Linked DNA regions of Homo sapiens: region 1 is linked to region 2. The links are chromatin loops, found by intact Hi-C in ENCODE. Cell type or tissue: GM12878. All regions are shown on one strand. Links, peaks and the distances in the headings refer to the core of each region. The heading gives the core; the rest is flanking DNA.

Evidence for each region. A loop is a pair of places that touch in the nucleus more often than their neighbours do. Peaks named below come from ENCODE experiments on the same cell type or tissue, not always from the same donor. Only the 100,000 strongest peaks of a DNase experiment are listed, where the experiment ranks them.
Region 1: it touches region 2 in a loop (6-fold over the local background); 5 of 110 quality-filtered maps call a loop at or near these places.

What each region holds. Positions count from the first base shown.
Region 1 is chr6:11,276,219-11,280,198 of GRCh38, reverse strand. It overlaps a transcript of NEDD9 not described here. Among named protein-coding and RNA genes, the nearest start is that of NEDD9, 46 kb to the right of the region's middle. RefSeq lists enhancers at 2,282-2,381, 2,392-2,441, 2,542-2,611 and a silencer at 2,509-2,803. In GM12878, for the core only: no CTCF peak of the experiment used is centred there; DNase peaks (open chromatin) are centred at 1,898, 2,428 and 2,898; H3K4me3 peaks cover 525 bases; H3K27ac peaks cover 2,500 bases.
Region 2 is chr6:11,494,139-11,498,888 of GRCh38, reverse strand. The region is part of intron 3 of LOC105374928 (a long non-coding RNA gene); the gene reads right to left. Among named protein-coding and RNA genes, the nearest start is that of TMEM170B, 41 kb to the left of the region's middle. In GM12878, for the core only: a CTCF peak has its summit at 2,488 (motif pointing right); DNase peaks (open chromatin) are centred at 2,508 and 3,483; H3K27ac peaks cover 1,838 bases.

The DNA.
Region 1 (3,980 bases), core at 1,140-3,639, 220 kb after region 2:
GGAGGTAATTGCATCCCCCACAAGACACTGGCAATGAATAGAGACATTTTTCACTGTCAAAAATGGTGGAAGGCATGCAACTGACATCTAGAGGGTAGAGACCAGGGATGATGCAAAACATCCTATAATGCACAAGGCAGCCCCCACCATGAAGAATGATCTGGCCCCAAATGTCAATAGGCCAAGGATGAGAATCCTGCCCAGGCAGGAGCTGAGCCTGGACAAGGCTGTAGCTGCAAGACCTTTCCCGGGAGCCACCCACGATGTTTCTCTGGGACATCTTTGTTTTCAAGGTGAGCTAATGCTGAAATCTGTGTTTTCAAGGTAAGATAACGCAAAACAGTGCTAGAGTCCTTGAAGAACTGGAGGGAAGGAATAAGCAGCAATGGAGTTTCAGGGGTGCGGGGAGCGGGAGGAGATGAGAGCTGTTTGTTTGCAGTGGGAATGGCAATTGTTGAATTTCCCCTTGCCTGGCCCCGGCTTCTCAACTAATGCAAGGGGGAGCCCTGAGCCACCCTTGATATCCTGCGAGCCATCCTCACATCACAACATCAGCTTTCGCAGGCAAGCATGTAAACAAGAAGACCAGCCACGAGAAACATAAGAAAGAAATAAAAGTTGTTTGGTCTTCTGTCAGGAACAGATTGTTGGAATATTCCAACCCCAGTCCAAAAAGAACAACCAACAATAACAACCGGGAGACCGCAGCCCACGCTGAGACACACGAAGCCTTCGCTTTTCCCGGTGCCGCGGACCGTTTCCAGGAGAACGCGCCGCTGGCATCGTCCTCTGTTTTTGCCATGGCCTGGGGAGCTCTAGTGTTTGTCCAAGCACCCGCATTAGGGCCAAGAAATATGAAAATGTCATCTGTGAGCATGAATCAGGAGCAAGTGAACTTCTCATCTGCTGAAAGTCAGCAGGTGTGAGTATTCTGACAAACATCTGCAGTCCTGCAGCAATTCCTCATTTATTTGGCATCAACAGATCAGCTGGAAATATCATATTTTAAGTGAATCTTCCAGATAGCTCAAGTTCACCCTATTAAAGAATATCCTTAATGATGTAGCCTTTTAGGGTGAAGACAACTTTCCAAAAGGTATCTATTGCCTTTACTTCAATCAAGTATATTGACAATATTTCTATTTTTTAACTGGCTCAGAATAATGAGTATAATGTAATAATAAAAATAATAAGATGTCTGCAGACCTAGGGGTAGTTTGCCCAGACATTAAATGAACCCAGATCAGAACCTTTTTCCCCCTGCTTTTTTTTTTTAACTCTTTATCCTCCCTTTGTGTAGCTGTCAGCTGCTACTCTTTACTTACATCTCCCGACCTGTCCATCTGTAATCCCTGCCTTCTAGTAATTGCCGCTGTGGGCTAGGACAGTGGTTCTGAATGTTGGCAGCATGCTGAAATCTCCTGGGTCCCATCTCCAGAATTGTGTTTTCACTGGCCTAGGCAAGAGGACAGTTTGCAACTCCCCAGGTGACTGTGTTGAGTAGCCAAGGCTGAGAACCACTGAGATGGGAAATCCAGTATCTTATCTGTTAGAATTGTGCACAAAATAAGAGTTAATATGATCTGAGAGATTTTCCTACAAATAAGCTTTAGTGTATAAACCTTTGGCATGTATTTTGAGCTCTTCGAATCTGCAACTTTCTCATTCTTAGCTGTACCTCAGCAATGTGACCTCAAGCTAGGAGAGAGGTAGAAAGGACCAGTGGTTAAGTGTTTGGGGTCTAGAGCTCAATTACCTAGGTTCAAACCTCAACTCTGTGGCCTCGAGCAAGTATCTTAACCTTTTTGAACACCAGCCTCATCTATAAGTGTTGGAAGGACTCAGTGAGTCAGTGCACAGAGAGGGCTGGGGACAGGGTCTGGCACGTCACAACACTCAGCACAGTCAGCGTTACAGGCAGGGTCTGGCAGGGTACAGAATTCGCTTCAGATGAACAAGGAGGAGAGGCAGAGGTGCGAACTGGGAAAAGAGCGCAATTCAAGGCTACTGTGGTTCCCAGAGGCTGGCGAGTGAGAAGCTTGACTAGCCTGGACAGGAAGCGGGAGGGGAAGAAGATGTGTTATGAGATCCCAGGGAAAGCTGAGGCTGTGGAGAGAAGCAGGGAGGCAGCAGAGAGGAAGCACCCGACTCCCATTCTCCCTCCAGCCTCCGACCTCTTGCAGGAGCCTCCCTCCCGCTGGCTGGATCCAGTGAGAAGCCAGGGAGTGGAAAAGAAGTGGCCCTCAGGCTCAGCTTCTCAAGAGGCAAGGCAAGGCAAAGGAAGAAAGAGAATGAATCTGGGTGGGTGGGAGGCAGGCAAATGGAGAAGAACCAGCCGAGTTAGCTATTACTAATCATTCCGTAGCTGGGAAGTCACCAAAGAAAGTCCCTATTGCCCTAGAGTGGGTGAACGCTACACAACATCCGCTGTAGAATCAGAAAGAGAATTGCCCCTCAAGTTCCCACATGCTGGAAGAAATGTGCCTCCACCACAGACCTTTAGCACCAAACTGAGATGGTTCAACACTGCTATGGGCAAAAGTCCAATTTTTTAAGATGTCCTAGCCTCCTTGAGAATCTCAGGGCTGAGGGCAACGTGCCTCATCCCTGTGGACTAGTTCGCGCTGCTCTCTGAGCCTTTTCTCACCAGCTGGCCTCTGTCTCTTTTCCACCCCCTGCCCATGCCTGTCAGAACTCAGACCTCCTAGCTCACTTCCTTTGCTAATTGAAACACATTCCTGAGCCCCATTTGTAACATGCTTTGGAATTTCTTCCTCCACCACTTCCCCACCCCCAAACGCCACCTCTCTCTTCTCACTCATGAATGTTGACCTTTTGTCTAATAAAAGCTTCATTCTTCCAACCTCCCACTATTGACTTAAGTAGCCATTCTTGGCTGTGTTTACATTTGCTCTCCAAAACCATAGTCTCACTACCTATCAAGTACTCAGTGGTGTAAGTAGAGGCAGAAACCCTTTTCTTCCAGCAGCTTCCATTTTAAGTGTAAGGACAAGAGACATTGCTCAGAGTGGCTGGTGGCTTTCCCAGTGGATGTCTTTGCAGCGTGATAGTTCCGCCCCATGCTTTGCCACTGCACCATATTACAAATGAAAATTAGTCACTTCCAGATGCACCCCCCGGGCATCAGAGCCCTCTTGTACTGTGCTGGTACACTTGCTTCGCTGCCTTGGAAACTCTGCAGTGACTCTATTTTCATTTCCATCACTAGTTTGTTTGTTTGTTTGTTTGTTTGTTTCCAGATCCTGTAACCAAAGAGCTATTCCTTTGCCAGGATCTAATTGAACTATTCATCCTTGTTCCTCCATTATGTTCCTTCCAAATTCCTTTGAATCCCTCTTTCCCATCACATATGCATTATGCTATAATAATGGCCACTATTTGGCTCTGTTTTCCCTTGGAAGCCTGGCACATGTTACTACTGTGCTCTCCTGAGTAAAGAGAGAAGGTGGAACCAATCCTGTTCCCCTCTGGTACTCAGATGCCCTTCTGCAAAAGCATCAGAATCAGGGAACCAGGACCTCCAGAAAGAGCTGGGTTTGAAGTTAAAAAAAATCCTAATGAGGTTTGACTTGGCAGAATTTTAAGCACTGATTTGGGTTCAGGTGGGCCAAAAGCGTGAGTAGCAGCAACAGCAGCACCCTCTGTGTACCCACTCCCTGCAAACCCCTGTTCTAGGCCCTAGGAATTCCATCAATCCCTACCCTCAAGGAACTTACATTTTAGATAAGGAGAGAAGACTCAGCATGTGTGCGCGTGCGCACACACACGTGCACACACACATGCACGCACACACACACGTGCACAGGTGCACACACACGCATGCACACATACATGCACACACACACAGAGCCAATAATGCAGGCTAGCATAGAATGAATGCCAATTAAGTAGTAGCTAAATAATAATAATTAACTTGCATTTAAAAATCTGTAACACAGGCATTTCTCTTAATCAAGACT
Region 2 (4,750 bases), core at 1,109-3,608:
CCACTGCATCAATGACATCATGTTCATTGGCCAGAAGAAGCAAGAGGTGGCTAGTATGCTGGAGGTCTTGGTAAAACACTCATGCTCCAGAGAGGAAAAGATGAATGAGGATTTAAGGAATCCAGTGGTTAGGTTCATGCTGGAATATTCCCTCCAAAGCAAACGATAAATTGCTGCATCTTATATCTCATACCTCAAAAAAGAAGTGCCTGGTAGGCCTCTTTGGGTTCTGAAGGCAACTCATGCCACACTTAAGACTGCAGTTCCAGGCCAGGCGTGGTGGCTCACGCCTGTAATCCCAGCACTTTGGGAGGCCGAGGCGGGCGGATCACGAGGTCAGGAGATTGAGACCATCCTGGCTAACACGGAGAAACCCCATCTCTACTAAAAATACAAAAAAAAATTAGCCAGGCGCGGTGGCAGGCGCCTGTAATCCCAGCTACTCAGGAGGCTGAGGCAGGAGAATGGTGTGAACCCGGGAGGCGGAGCTTGCAGTGAGCCAAGATAGCGCCACTGCAGTCCCGCCTGGGCGAAAGAGCCAGACTCCGTCTCAAAAAAACAAAAAGACTGCAGTTCCAGCTCACAAATTGGGCAACATGATTATTGGCAGCTTTGAGTTGTGCCTGAAGCACAAAAAGGCTAGAGATGCAGGTCTGTCACCTGTGAAAGGGGAGGGAGAAGGAGGGTTAGTTAGGAAGAGTCTCAAACTGCAGTGCTGTCCTGCAAAAGTCTCAGCCAGCCCAACAGAGAGCTCCAGAGCAAAGGCTGCCTGTTGGAGAAGTTCCATGATGAACAGAAAGGGCCAGGCCCTGGCACGCCCACTGTGCTCATTAGCTGTTAAAGGTCTGCCTAGGAAAAGCATGGCCTCAGCTCAACTGCTGTGGCTAAGCAACCAGAGGCACTGCAACCAAGGCCATCACCTAACTGCACCCTCACAGCTAATCTACAAGTTCTTTCTTGAAGGGAGATCATAATAGCTCCATATCCCCATATTGGAGAGAATTCTCACTCTGCATTCTGCCAAGGAGCTGGTGTGTGTGTGCGTTTGTGTGTGTGTGTGTGTGTGTATGCACACATGTGACAAAGGTTTATTTAACTTATCAATGAATGAAGAAGGAGAAGAAAAATTACTATATATAGTCAATGAACAAAAAGAATGCTGGAATAAGACTGCAAGTGAAGTTGAAACTGGTAAATTATAAAACAACACAACTATAATCTGTAGGATTTATATTTCCTACTGGACAGAAATGAATTGCAACATAATGATCCTCCACAAGTTAACATTAACTTTACAAGAGTCTCACCTTCATCAATAGCAAATAATCAAAGTAACTTTCTTCCTGTAAAACTTCCCAACTGGGGGAACATTTGCCCTCTCCTCACCCCAGAGATATCTGACAATGTCTGGAGACATTTGTGGCTATCGCAACTAAAGGGATGAAGGTGTGCTACTGGTGTCTGGTGGGCAGGGGCCAGGGATACTGCTAAATGACCTATTACGCCCTGAACAGCCCCCACGGCAAAGAATTACCCAGACCAAAATTTCAATAGCGCCAAGACTGAGAATCGTGTACAGATGACACTTTTGACAGCTTATTAGGCAATGCTCTAGTATGACACCGAAAGGGCGTAAGAAGATCTTTAATGTTTCCTTCTGCTTTCACTTAAATGTAAAATTGGGATAATGATATATCGAAGCAACTTCATTTACGGTGAAGGATGATTAAATAAAACAATTGTGGTTGATTGTATTTTTACAAAGATGATGCACAAATATATATCCCATCCCACATGCTCTTCTTCTGACGTGACACTGACATTCCTGTATTGAGGGGTGGAGGCTATGTTCCCTTCCCTTGAACCTGGGTAGACGTTTGCAATTACCTCTATCAACAGAACACAGCAGAAGTGACATTTCCTGACCTCTGAGGCTGGATCATAAAAAGCAACACGGCTTCCTCCTGGCTCTCTTTCTGGGGACACCACCTTGGATGTTCTGAGCCAACATGAAACAAGTCTGGCTATGCTTGAGAAACCCTAAAGAGGGACTACATAGAGACAGAGAGAAGCTCCCACCCCAGCCTGTCCAGTCTTATCAGCTCAGACACCAGACACGGGAGCGAATGAGGCTTTACAATAACCCCAAGTACTGTCTGATTGCGATCTCATGTGAAAGAAGCCTCCAGGCAGAACCACCCGACAGAGCTCCTTCTGAATTCCTGGCCCATAGACACCGTGGGAGATAATAAATGATTTTGTTGTCTTAAGCTTCTATATTTTAAGATGATTTGTTCCATAGCAACAGACACTAAAACAACCATACAAAAATAGTCCTTAGCACCCTGCATGGAAAGTGAGTTAACTGGTCACTCTTGTGGGGTAGTTTTAGTATTTTTAAGTAATATTTATGTAGTATTTTTACTGTTTCCGTGCGCAAGAGGGCACACTGTCCGTTGACAGCCCTCATACATGGAGGTGTAATTTTCTAATCAAAGCACCAGGTGGAGCCAACCCCTAATTTTTCACTGTCCCTTTCAGAGGGTGAACTTGACAAAATGGAAAAAAGGCTTCAGAATCAAACTAGCATGTTTAGGGCGATGTGTTAGAGAATGCTCAGTATTCTAAATTCTCAAATTCTAAAACACAAGGAAGCTTATTTTGATGAATAACTCATCCCTAGGCAGGGTGTACGCACAAAAAACAAGAAAATCCTTTTTTTTCCTTTGTTAAATGCAACAGAGAAGGTTATGCTTTCTTTAAACCCTGAAAAGGAAAAGAGATCTGCCAGCCTATGATTTCTAAACAATACTGTACTTAATTTTTGCCATTATCTAGACACATAGCTAATGCAAGTCTCTGTTTGCTGTTTGCTTCTGACAGTAAGACAATATTTCTGAATACTGATTTATGGGACTCAGATAACATCTGTACCACAATTTTAGCTTAAACATTTTTAGGTTTACATGTTTTCTAGTCCTTTATTTTGTATACACGAATTTAATGCTCTAGTGGCTGTGAAAATGGGCCATGATTCCGATTGCAGGAAATCTGGGAACCAAATCCCTTAAAATGAATTGGGTGAACCAAATACATTGTATCTCCCTCTTGTCAGAGAAATTCAAAGCAGACTCTACCCATCAGCATTCACTGTAACCTGAGCAGGTTGGCAACCCGTCCTTATTATGATGATCTGCCAGTGCCTATGTAACTCCTGAAGGCTGATGCCTCTACCCTGAGATGGCTCAAGGATGGTTAGGGCAATAGAGCAGTGGTCTTGAGAATAAAGATGGTTTTGTGATCCGCTTATCTGATTAGAGGTTTATACTATAAAGTCAAGGCTTCATAGCCTGGTAGGGGATAAATCAAATGTCAGAAAGGATGGAGGCAGCTTGAACTCTGAAGAGCTGATTTTCTGAGGGTATCCTACAACTTTGACTCCACCCATACCCTAGCTGACCTGTCATCTTGCTAATTAACCACAAGAACTGAGGGAGAAAGTAAGGTGTGATCAGCTCAAGTAAGGCGTGATCAGCTCAAACCCTATCTATCTTATGCTGGGACTAACACAAAAGAAAGCCAAACACAATTATATGGTAAATCAGTAGAATCATGTTCCTACCTAACGTGTGTCTGTCAGGGATGAGACTGATTCCCATGCTTAACTTATGGCCCTGTCTCATCACTTTGTGCTCATAGAATGTATACGTGACATATTTTTCTTTGACACACTAGTACTGGCAAAGGCTGTCTTCTTTGGCTTAACCACAAATTGTGGAGCATGAGAGCCTCAGAACATCTCCAATCTCTCCCAGCTAGTTTCGGAAATTCCCAGGGACAATTGTGCACATGCTCTCGAGAAGTTCCCCTGGATCCTCAAAACAGCCTTGTGAATCCACAGTAGCTATGGTGACAAGCCTGCTGCAACTCTTTAGAGGGTACTTGGCTGGGTCCCACAGTCACTGATACTGACAGCAGGATTTTCGGGTCACTACTAAGCACTTCCCACAAATGGCCATGACCTCATTCCATGCACTTGGTAGCCTGTCAGTGCAGTGGCTAGAGTGTGATGAGGTAGGCAGGGAGGCAGCCTCTGTCCCTGTGACTATTATCCTCCATTGCTAGGCTGTCTTCTTGGGGCTCATCTCCTTAGGGTCCTTTATCATGTCTATGAGGGCCTGTTCAGGCATACAGCAGTATGAGCAGCCATTCGTACTACCCAGTCTCTCCAAAAATGACGAAAAACCATGTTTTGTGGCCCAGATCTGTATACTCTACCTGGGGATGACTTCTTCCTCATAAGGCATTCACTCCTCAGGCAAATAACATACCATGGTAAGCCCACCCTATTGCCCTTGCACCTCCGATGCACCCACATTAGCAGGCTCAGCCCATGCTAGTTCCCAAACTGACCTTGGATTGTTCAAGCAACTTTAAACCCAAACCTACAAAGCTGGTGTGCAGCTCACAGTTTGATGACTATGTAAATTACATCCTGAAATGTCTCTACTAAACATGTGACTGGACACATCTGAATTTACAATGGGCACACGGCATCTTGGTTTCATAGGTGAAAGACTCTGAATAAGTACCTTTTTGGCAATAGTTCAATCTGAAGTGGATTAAGGCAAGATTTAGAATCTTTAAGCAGGGTAGTACTTTTTTCAAACGGGCATGTTTCCAAGGGATGGAGTCACTGGATGGAGTTTCCCAGCATGGCAGCCCTTCTCTGGTGGAGGCAGCTTGCTGA